Linked DNA regions of Homo sapiens: region 2 is linked to region 1. Evidence: chromatin contacts called from ENCODE Hi-C or POLR2A ChIA-PET data. All regions are on one chromosome and are shown on one strand. Each heading gives the region's core, a stretch centred on a gene start or an enhancer-like site at or near the end of the contact. The rest is flanking DNA. Distances are from core to core; before and after follow the strand shown.

Region 1 (5,889 bases), core at 2,906-5,405:
TGAAGGAATCATGGCCATAAGCTTATGACATTACATAATAAAACTTAAGTCAGTAGCATGTACACTTCTTTTTTTTTTTTTTTTTTTTTTTTTTGAGACCAAGTTTCCCTCTGTCATCCAGGCTGCAATGTGTGGCACCATCTCGGCTCACTGTAACCTCTGTCCTCTGGGTTCAAGTGATTCTCCTACCTCAGCCTTCCGAGAACTGGGATTACAGGCCCCTGCCACCACACTCGGCTAGTTTTTGTATTTTTAGTAGAGATGAGGTTTCACTATTTTGACCAGGCTGGTCTCGAACTCCTGACCTCAAGTGATCCACCGGGCTCCGTCTCCCAAAGTGCTAGGATTACAGGCGTGAGCCACTGTGCCCAGCCAGTAGCATCTAAACTTCTAAGGGACCTTGCCTATCATAAAACCTACTTACTCTACCAATGACCCACAGCCCTGATAACTTCTCTTTTTAAATTTTTAATTTTGAGATTGGGTTACATTCTGTTGCTTAGGCTGGAGTGTAGTGCTGTGATCACGGTCACTGCAGCCTCGACCTCCTGAGCTCAAGAGCCTCCTGAGTAGCTGGGACTACAGGTGCGTGCCACCATGCCCAGCTAATTAAATTTTTTTTTTTTTTTTTTTGGTAGAGACAGGGTCTTACTACGTTGCTGAGGCTAATCTCAAACTCCTGGGCTCAAGCGATCCTCCCACCATGACCTCCTAAAGTGATGGGCTTACAGGCGTGAGCCACTGTGCCTGGACTGATAACTTTAAAACTCTGTTTGGTCAGGAGTGTGGTGATTCAGAGTACATACATCCTTGCAAATAGGAGATGAAGAAGTTGTTTCTTTTTGGTTGCCTTTCATTATTAAATTCGGAATGGTGCCTAGCACACTGGATTTTTATACAAACTAGCAGGTGTGTTTTGGGCGACTCTCAACCTTTCTGCCCTTGGTTTTCTCGTTTTCTCGTATGTCAAAGAGTAGATTGGACTAAATTTCTGACACAGTCTCTCGAAGATCTGATAGCCTATACAACATGAGGTCTATAGGAGAGCACTTTTTGGGGTTGGGGATTGGACTGAACTTTTGTTTTTTGCCAAGTCTTGGCAAAAAATTTAGGCTTAAAAAATTTTAAATTAAATTTTAAGTTAAGCGTATATTTAAATTTAAGCCACAGAACATAACTTTAAAATAATGGCAGAGCATTTTCTTACGATTTTTCCTGGATTTTCTGATGCATTTCTGGGAGGCAGATGCAGTAAAATGGTTAAGAATGATAGCTTTGGAGCTGGCTCACTTGGTTTCAAATCCGAGCTCTTCTACTGAGTAATAATTATATAATGTTTAACAAATCACTTAATCTCTGTTTCTGTTTTTTCATCTGTAAAGTGGGCACAATAAAATATCTACAAAACACGTTGCTGGGGGATTACATTTGTTTATATATTTTAGAACAGTGCCTGTCACATAGGAAGCCATTAATATTAGCTCTCTTCCCCCTCCTCCGCCCAACTGCCCCACCTTCCTCCTTATGAGTATTTGTGTGGTTTTTTATTGGAGAACAAACAACCTGATGCTACTGTTAACCCTTTGGAAAAATTAGGAAGTCTACAATGTTGTTCTTCAAAGCTGTGCCTTCTGTTTTCTTTCTGCAGCTAGCTGTGTTCCGCCATGTCAGAATGGAGGGATGTGTCTCCGGCCACAACTCTGTGTGTGTAAACCAGGGACCAAGGGCAAAGCCTGTGAAACAATAGCTGCCCAGGACACCTCGTCACCAGTCTTTGGAGGGCAGAGTCCTGGGGCTGCTTCCTCGTGGGGCCCTCCTGAGCAAGCAGCAAAGCATACTTCATCTAAGAAGGCAGACACTCTACCAAGAGTCAGCCCTGTGGCCCAGATGACCTTAACCCTCAAGCCGAAGCCTTCAGTGGGACTCCCCCAGCAGATACATTCTCAGTGAGTGTTTCGAACTTTCATTTAGCTAAGGATCATCTTAATTACTCTCTTGGATGCCTTGCTTTAAATCACTGTCCCTTTCCTGCACAATTTGCAGAAATCACTTGGATAATAATGTTTTTCTTTCCTTTCTTAAGGCTTTACACGTTAGGCTTTACACATGGAATCTCTTAAAAATATTTGGTGTGTGTATTTAGCCTCTGCAGGAAATTTTACCATAAGTACAACCCATGGCAACCATGAGGATTATAGGGATCAAGACTGGAAGGGAATGATAAAAATAGTTATTTTTGATAAAGTTGTTAGTTTAAAAATTCTGTTTTTGAGGGGGGAGCTGCTTTATAGAGTTTTGAAATAATAATTTAAAAAAAGAAACAGTGTTATTTTTAAAGTTATCTGGAAAAGGTAAGAACTCAGCTTGCACAGAGAAACTACTCAAATGAAAGGGAGTCCTTGCAAAGAGAGAATTTCTCAACCTCAGTAGCAGGTTAAGTGTACCTTCTGTTAACACCATGTTTATCTCCCAGTTGCCGTGTGGGTCCATTTTTGGTGAATGAGCTTGTTTTCTATTTATGGGAACAAGGTTTTTTTTTTCTTAGTGTTAGGAAGTAAGTGCTATTCTGAACAAAATGAGAACTCAGAGAAGAAAGATTACCCCGTTCTCTGAGTTGCATTACAAGCAGCCACTCAGCTGCACCGGGTCCTTAAACAAATTGTCTCCTCTTAATGAGCTATTCTGTATGGATAATAAGATGCAGAATGTACTGCAACTATCACTTGTCATTTGTCTAGGAAGGTAAAATACAGGAAGTTCCCAACTTAAAAATGGGCTTGACGTAGCAGTTCATTTGTAAGTCACTTGCTTGGAATTTAGAATGCTTCTTCCCTCTGCAGAGACAGCTTCCATATGGTGATTAGTATCCAGTCAGCCCACAGAAGTTATTCAGTCTGTTGCTATAGATGAAATTATCCTTATTTTTACTTCCCCTTCGAATAGACCACCTACTGTTTCTTCTGAGTGTGGTCTTTTTCTTTTCTCCTATTCCCTCCTCAATCCTCTTTTTTTTTTTTTTTTCTGTTTTTCTTCATTATTCTCTAATTTCTTCTTGTCTCATAATACTTCAGTTCTATTGTGGTAGCTAGATTTAGGGACTAGTTTGAAATGCTACTTTGCTGTTGGAAAACACATTCTGCAGCCCTCAACAAGAAGCAAAGGTAAGATAGGTATAGCTAATACTTAGTAAGGGCTTACTATGTGCCAGGTACTCTTTTAAACACTTATTGTGTATTGTTCACTTACAGCTCACAAGGATCCTGTAAGGAAGGTAACATTATTAAACCCATTTTACAGATGAGAAGACTGAGGTACAGAGTGGTTAAATAGTTTGTTCAAGGTCCCACAGTTACTAAGTGACAGTATTACAATTTAAACAGAGGCAGTCACGTTTCAGCATCCATGCCCTGAAGGAAGGAGTTGGCAAAAATTTTCTGTAAAGGGACAGATAGTAAATATTTTTAGCTTTGTGGGACATACGGTTTCTGTTGCATCTACTCAGTTCTGCCATGGTAGCACAAAAGCAGCCATAGACAGTGTATGAATTAATGAGTGTGACTGTGTTCTAATAAAACTTTATGGACATTGAAATTTGAATTTCATATAAATTTCACAGGTCATGAAGTATTATTCTTTTTTAAATTTTTTTCTCAACCATTAAAAAACATAAAAGTTATCCTTAACTTCTGGGCCATAGGAAAGCAGGCTGTGGGCTGGATTTGGCCCATGAACTGTAGTTTGCTAACTTTTTCTCTAAAGGATAGTAGTGCTTTTTTTGTGTGTGCCAGAACATGAATATAACTGTGTGTCCTTGGAACGGTATAAAGCTTTGATTATATCATAGCTAGACATCTCCCTTCCAACATTGTTTTGGATATTAAAAACAAAAAACAATTCTGTGTTGAACTATGCTTTGGCGATCAAGAGTCAGATTACTGTGAATTGCAATTAGTTTTTTCTAGCATTATGACTTACATAAACTGTAAAGTAATTTACAAGCAACATTATTCATCTTCAATATCACCATCCACTGTTAGAATTTGACCCTCTATGATGTATATATATGGATTGTTAGTAAGAACCGTATGTCGGATGTCAGATAAAGGAACAGTCTATTTTTTTTCCTTCCTTTTGGTAGCCGCGGTGTACTTTAGACAAGAATGTTGTGAGTCAAAGAGGAGGCTAAGGTTTCAGCTCTGACTCAGCTTTGGTAAAATAAAGTCATTAGGCAGTTTGCTTTGGAGACTTCATCTGCTGAATGAAGATGCTTTTTTATGGTAGCATTGTTATAGGCATGTATATATGGGTGTGCCTACTGGTGCACTTTTAAGTAAAGAGAAGAGATGAGAAGAGATGGCCTTGGGTGCCATCAATCCTGATATTAATAAACTATATAGTTTGCCCCATTATCTAGTCCCTGCAGAGAAGATTAAGATGTACAAGATCCAGTCCTGCTCTTAAGGAGATTTTGAAATGACAAATGAGCTATACAAAGGAAACTATACAAAGCTATAGAATTAGCCCTTTGATTAATTTAGGTTATGACATAATCACAGTGAGTCATGTTTAATCAAATGGCCAAGGAATCACATGTGATAGGCCCACTTTGGCTACTTTTGAGAAATGTTACAATCCTTAAGTTATCTTTCAGATTGCCTATTTTAGGATATTTCAGGTTTTGTGTTTAACCAGTAAAGGAGGAGATTGATTAAGCCTCCTTAAAGTATTCAACTATATACATAAATATGTCTAACATGCCAAAATGTTTAGTGTTACGTTCATTGTGTGTCACATGAAGTGCTATCATCTTGATCACTTATTCAACAAGTTTTTATGGAGCATATTTTATGTATGAGGGCACAGTTCAGGGAGCTAAGGATAGATAACACTAGGCAACTACATAAAATGTCTGCTTTCTTGGAACTTACAGTTTAGAGAGGGAGAGACAGTTGATAAATGACATAATTAAAATACACATTAGATATTCATAAGTGCTGTGGAGAAAATAAAACTGCATTAGCAGATAGGACATGCTGGGTTGGTGTGTGGTGGGGAAGAGTGAGGGGTGTGGCAGTTTTAAATAGGCTGCCAGGGAAGACCCTACTGAGAGGCATTTAAGCAAAGGCCTGCGATAAGTGCATGAACCCTGCAGATATGTAGGGGTGAGGCAGAGGCTTTGAGGCAGGAGTGTGCCTGAGATGTTTGAGGAACAGCTAGTTTGGTAAAATTGTAGTGTTAAAAGCACATATTTTAGGCAGGTGGGGATTAGATGAATTGGTTTTACCTTTGGCTGAATTGGTTTTAGGCAACTTGATTTAGAACCAAATACAAATAAAGTTCCTTAGGAAATCAAAGGAAAGAGCAGTTGTTTCCAGATTTTGGAGTGTTAGTGCAGTGGAGTCCAGGGATGGCTCCTTAGAGAAGGTGTCTGTGAAAAGATGGTTGGATTCAGATACATACAACTGGAGGAGAAGGGTGTATCCAGGGGAGGCAATGATGTGAGGCTAGGTAGCCTGGCATATTAGTTTTCTTTGGCTGTGTAACAAATCACCCCAAAACTTAGCAACCTAAAATAACATGCATTTATTGACTGACAGTCTGTGTCAGGAATCCAGGGGCTGCAGCCAAGCAGTCAGCAGGGGTGGCAGTCATCTGAAGGCTCGACTGGGGCTGGGGAATCCACTGCCAAGATGGCTCACTTTCATGGCTGTTGGCAGGAGGCCTTAGCCCTGGCACTGGCTGTTGGCAGAAAGCTTCACTTCCTCTCTATGTGGACCTCTCTGTAGAGCAGCCTGAGTGTCCTCACAATGTGGCCATAAGCTTCTCCCAGAGTGAGTGATCCTAGATTAGGGAGAGCGAGGAGAAGGCCACAGTGCCTTTATGGTCTTG
Region 2 (5,561 bases), core at 2,130-4,629, 210 kb after region 1:
ACTCAAGATGGATGAAAGACTTAAATGTAAGACCTAAAACCATAAAAACCCTAGAAGAAAACATAGGCAATACCATTCAGGACATAGGCATGGGCAAAGACTTCATGACTAAAACACCAAAAGCAATGGCAAAAAAAGCCAAAATTGACCAATGGGATCTAATTAAACTAAAGAGCTTCTGTACAGCAAAAGAAACTATCATCAGTGCAAACAGGCAAACTACAGAATGGGAGAACATTTTTGCAGTCTATCCATCTGACAAAGGGCTAATATCCAGAATCTACAAAGAACTTAAGCAAATTTACATGAAAAAAATCAAACAACTCCATCAAAAAGTAGGTGAAGGATACGAACAGACACTTCTCAAAAGAAGACATTTATGCAGCCAACAAACATGAAAAAAAGCTCATCATCACTGGTCATTAGAGAAATGCAAATCAAAACCACAATGAGATACCATCTCACGTCAGTTAGAATGGCGATCATTAAAAAGTCAGGAAACAACAGATGCTGGTGGAGAGGATATGGAGAAATAGGAACGTTTTTACACTGTTGGTGGGAGTGTAAATTAGTTCAACCATTGTGGAAGACAGTGTGGTGATTCCTTAAGGATCTGGATCCAGAAATACCATTTGACCCAGCAATCCCATTACTGGGTATATACCCAAAGGATTATAAATCATTCTACTATAAAGACACATGCACACATATGTTTATTGCAGCACTGTTCACAATAGCAAAGACTTGGAACCAACCCAAATGCCCATCAATGATAGACTGGATGAAGAAAATGTGGCACATATACACCATGGAATACTATGCAGCCATAAAAAAGGATGAGTTCATGTCCTCTGCAGGGACATGGCTGAAGCTGGAAACCATCATTCTTAGCAAACTAACACAGAAGCAGAAAACCAAACACCACATGTTCTCACTCATAAGTGGGAGTTGAACAGTGAGATTACATGGACACAGGGAGGGGAACATCACACACTGGGGCCTGTTGGGAGGTGGTGGGCTAGGGGAGGGATAGCATTAGGAGAAATACCTAACGTAGATGGCGGGTTGATGGGTGCAGCAAACCACTATGGCACTTGTATACCTATGTAACAGACCTGCACATTCTGCACGTGTATCCAAGAACTTAAATATAATTTTTAAAAAAGATGAAACTTAGAATATATTGTTCTTGGTATATGTTTTGGAAATAATAGTAGAAAACCAACAGGTAAGAACTAAGACTGCGGTCAACCAGACTTGATAATTCTGTTCTTCAAAACACTTAGAAATGTTTAATATTCCTTTTGTTTAGCCTGCCAGAGGTTAATCATAATTTTCTATTGTATTTTCATTTAATCTCAGAAACTGTCATGTACTTAGTTTGATGCCAGATCATGTTTTACAGTGGTCAATGGCTCAGTGGGAACTGATAGATAATTTACTGATTTGAAGGTGTTAACTGTTCTGGTCATCCTCTTAGAACTACTGCTGCACTTTCTAGTTTAAATGTGCACAGTATTTTCAGTAAGAATTTAAACAGTTTTTGATCTGGACCTGAGCACCCTATTTCAGCATTTGCAAATCAAATTGGGACCCATTCCTGTGCATTTTAGAATTATTTTTCTGGTGTGTCCTCTTACTATGCTGGGATAGGTTTCAAAAAGGAAATGTCTGTTTATTTTATTAACTCTTCCTCAGGAAAGACAGTGGTGAAGTGAGTCATTAGCACATTGTATTTTTCAATAGCTCTTTGACCTTAATCTCTGTGGCTATAAAATGAATGGGAAGATGCCTACTGTATTATGAGTGATGAAGAAAGCCCATGATGGATTCATGTTACTGTGAATATTTCAAGGAGAAGTTAATGTAATATCTGTAGACTACAGTCATGAATCCAAGACCAACAGAGTAAGTGTGTGTTGCTAGCAGCGTCGTCCATGTGTAGCACACATGTGTCAAGAAATAAATACAAGCTGTTCTCTGGGCTCTGATAATTCCTTTATCATGTTACCCCGAAGACAGAAGAATTGGAAGGAAAGGAGTTGCTGCCACAGTGGTTTGACTTTTTTCAGTGAGTCCAGTGATTGAATCCATCCTATGGTGGATGGTCATTTTATAATCATGGGACAGTTACAGGGTGGTGGGTAGGCTTTTAATGGCAGTGGGGCCTAGATAGAAGCAAATATAATCACGAAGAGACTCATACAATAGTCTTTGAAGCTGGCCCCAGAGAGCAGCATTTCACAAAAATGTTTCCACAGATGACCAGTTCAGAAGGATGTTAATAGATTGTGTGTTAAAAAGGGTCCCACAGCCAAATGTGCAGAAAAACCAAGTTAAACACAGAAAAACAAGAGATTTTGCCAAAGGACTCTTCGGGTTTTAAATATGCTTATGTATATAGAATAGGCAGTGTTTCTCAAACATATTTGGCTGCAGAACCCCTCTTTTAGCAGAGGTCTCACAAAGTCTGTGTTTTGTGTAAAATACCTTGGGTAAAATTGCTCTAGAACATTGGTTTTCAAATATTTTTTTCTTAATCTCCTAGAATAATTTTGAAAAAGTTATGTGTTCACATATCTTTAAGCTGACATCTACATTTTCATTAAAAAGTCAAGTGGATACAATAGGTTAATTTCTGGCACATTTATATTGTATGTGTGCATTAAATAATTTCATCAAAACTTTGGAGCTGCAGAATTGGTTCATGCCATTGATAAACAGTCTCTGCCATTTAACCTAATTGGTAAAGCCAGATCTTCTTATGAAAGAAATCGGACTCATTACTTTTTCTGTGACTCTATCCTGGGGTTGATATATTTGTGAATTGTTCATTTATTCTGTGCCTGTGAGAATTTTACCTTTCAAGACAGTGTTCTTAGAAAGGCCTAGAAAGATTCTGGATTGACAAGAGGTATGCCTTGACTTGGTCAAGAGCAAGAAGGCCCTGAGGAAAGGGGAAGATAGGAAAGGAAGATTGGCAAATATATTCTTAGGCAGATGACTTCAAAAAGAAACATCTGAAGGCTGAAGATCTATAGATTAGTTCCCTTAAAAGTGTCTAAGCCTGTGTGTACCCTATAGAATATCTTCATGTTCCTTCGTGGTATGTCTACCCAGTGCAAAGTTGTTCTTTGGAAGTTTAAGAAATATATATATTGTCTAAGTGATCCTTATTAAATAACTTAATAGTCTGTCTGGGAAAAGTATTTGTATTAAGAGGTATTTTTCTGCTTTCAAGTGGAAGGCATACTGCTAATGGAATTCTGTCATGGAATTTATATTTACTAGCAAAAGCTGAACACACACAGATGAATCTCCAGAAAGCTTCATATTTTCACACAGTAGAAAGATGCTCATGTCCTGTTCTTACCTTGTCCTGACTCCTGTTGGACATGCCTCATTTCCTGTATAAACTTGCGTCACTAAGAAGACAGTAAATTCTTACTCACTTTGTTAAACATACATACTTTCCTGTAGGAGAAGAGATGCATAAAAATATATTTATTTCCCAGAAGGGCACTTGTGCTGTTCGTAATATATTATGCACCAAATGTCATACTTTCTTTATTCCCTGGCATTTTCAGCCCTGGCAACTGGCAGATTGTTTTGAAGTCAGAGAATATTTAAACTACAAGTAACCTTGGGGATAATATAGTTCAGCCCCTCTGTGTTACAGGAGAGGACACTGAGATCAAGAGAAACTCAGAGACTTGCTCTGGGTAACATAACATTTTGTCCTAGTTGGACCAAAAGCTAGATCTTAGTGGAATATTCCTCCTATTATTTTCCCCCATCCTCTCCATCCTTTTTAGAAATATGGCCTTGGACGAAATTATCTCTGTAAAATGGAATAATTATTCTTGTACTGCTCACCATCCAGAATTGTTGTGAAGTTCCAGTGAGATACGGTGTGCTATAGAAATGTAAAGAATCCTGATGAGGTAGAAGGAAGATGAAGGTCCTCACTTCATCGTCACCTTATCGCATCATTCCCATGTACTGAAATACTTAGGCTGTTTTATGTTGGGTTGTTCATAGGGAGTCTCTTGTTATGCATGTATACCTGATTACTTTATATTCTTCTACTACCTGGTTAATAAAAGCCCAGCCCTCTTATTTCTGTTGTATTAGTTTGAACCATAGGACATTGCCAATATTTGACCATTTTAGAAGAAGAGCAGTTTTAGAAGAAAAGCAGTTTTGTGTTCCTGAACTTCATCTGTGAGCTGAAGTATGTGGTAGGCTATACAGGCAGAGATACCTGTAAATGTTTTAAATAAGTGGAAAAGTATGTAAAGCTCCTTCATGTTAGCTGTAGTAGCTTCATGGATTTTGCCTACTCCAGAGGAGCACATGGGTCCGTATGAATTTCTTTCCTAGTTTCTGTTTCTGTAAACTTCTAGACTGCCTGCCTGAACACAAAAGCTCAGATGGGGATAGGGAATGGTGACTGGCTGTATGTGGGTGCTGAGCCCCTTCAGCCATTTATTTTGGCCTTCATTCTTTAACTCAGGAAGTTGTTCTGTATGCAGTGGTTATACCACTTCTTCAAAGGACAGACTTCCACAGTTTTCCAGAGAAATTTGTCATCTATAGAGGGAGAACAAGGAATAAATTCATGTATTTTTCAAACTAAATATTAAAATACTTTTGATTTAGTTAGAATCTGTTGAGGAAGGTTTGTTGACGCTTTAAAATATGAGACTTGGCCGGATGCAGTGGCTCACACACTTTGGGAGGCTGAGCACTTTGGGAGGCCGAGGTGGGCGGATCACTTGAGGTCAGGAGTTCAAGACCAGCCTGGCCAACATGGTGAAACCCTGTCTCTACTAAAAATACAAAAAAAAAAAAAAAATTAGCTGGGCATGGTGGCATGTGCCTGTAATCCCAACTACTCAGGAGGCTGAGGCAGGAGAATCGCTTGAACCTGGGAGGCGAAGGTTGCAGCGACCTGAGATTGTGCCGCTGTACTCCAACCTGTGTGACAGAGTAAGACTCCATCTTAAATAAATAAATAAATAAATAAATAAATAAATAAAAATATGAGACTCCTGAAACACTATATTGTTATTTGAATTTATTCCTTCACAAATAAGCTATTTATAAAATGACAAATATTGTAATCAGGTTTTATTTGATTAAAGAAAGAAGATAGCTTTAGGCAATGAAGTCCAAATAGAATTCTGGTTTACCATTCACCCGTCACGTTCCATACAGTTGTTAAGTCTGAATAGAATTACGGTTTACCATTCACCCATCATGTTCCATACAGTTGTTAAGTCTAAATAGAATTATGGTTTACCATTCACCCATCACGTTCCATACAGTTTTTAAGTATAAATAGAATTCTGCTTTACCATTCACCCATCACATTCCATACAGTTGTTAAGTCTAAATAGAATTCTGGTTTACCATTCACCTATCACGTTCCAAACAGTTGTTAAACTTTGGCCTGATGATGTCATCACTTGGAATGTTCTTCTCTCATCCAGATACAATGCGTTCAGTTCAACCAATGCTTTGTTCTTAACGTGTTTGTGAGTCTCTGACATCCTTTA

The links. Hi-C counts contacts between places; a loop is a spot of excess contacts on that map. ChIA-PET counts read pairs that join two places held with the same protein, here RNA polymerase II (POLR2A). Pooled maps may share reads with other maps.
Region 2: a map of endothelial cell of umbilical vein shows a loop between it and region 1 (11-fold over the local background). The contact joins two enhancer-like sites. A Hi-C loop is called at or near these places in 2 of 168 maps with a recorded cell type or tissue (PC-3 and endothelial cell of umbilical vein) and 2 of 50 pooled maps. POLR2A ChIA-PET finds 5 or more read pairs at or near these places in 2 of 52 experiments (A549 and WTC11).

Annotation. Positions count from the first base shown.
Region 1 is chr2:33,019,261-33,025,149 of GRCh38, forward strand. It overlaps LTBP1 (latent transforming growth factor beta binding protein 1), which reads left to right. Exons shown (of 34, transcript NM_206943.4): 3 at 1,649-1,946. Among named protein-coding and RNA genes, the nearest start is that of LTBP1, 75 kb to the left of the region's middle. Within about 2 kb of position 4,156, at least 3 of the 41 ENCODE cell types and tissues checked have a DNase peak (open chromatin) inside an H3K27ac peak, as active enhancers do; they include PC-3 and endothelial cell of umbilical vein, where a contact is called at or near this core.
Region 2 is chr2:33,234,897-33,240,457 of GRCh38, forward strand. All of the region lies in intron 9 of LTBP1 (latent transforming growth factor beta binding protein 1), which reads left to right. Among named protein-coding and RNA genes, the nearest start is that of MIR4430, 180 kb to the right of the region's middle. Within about 2 kb of position 3,380, at least 3 of the 41 ENCODE cell types and tissues checked have a DNase peak (open chromatin) inside an H3K27ac peak, as active enhancers do; they include PC-3 and endothelial cell of umbilical vein, where a contact is called at or near this core.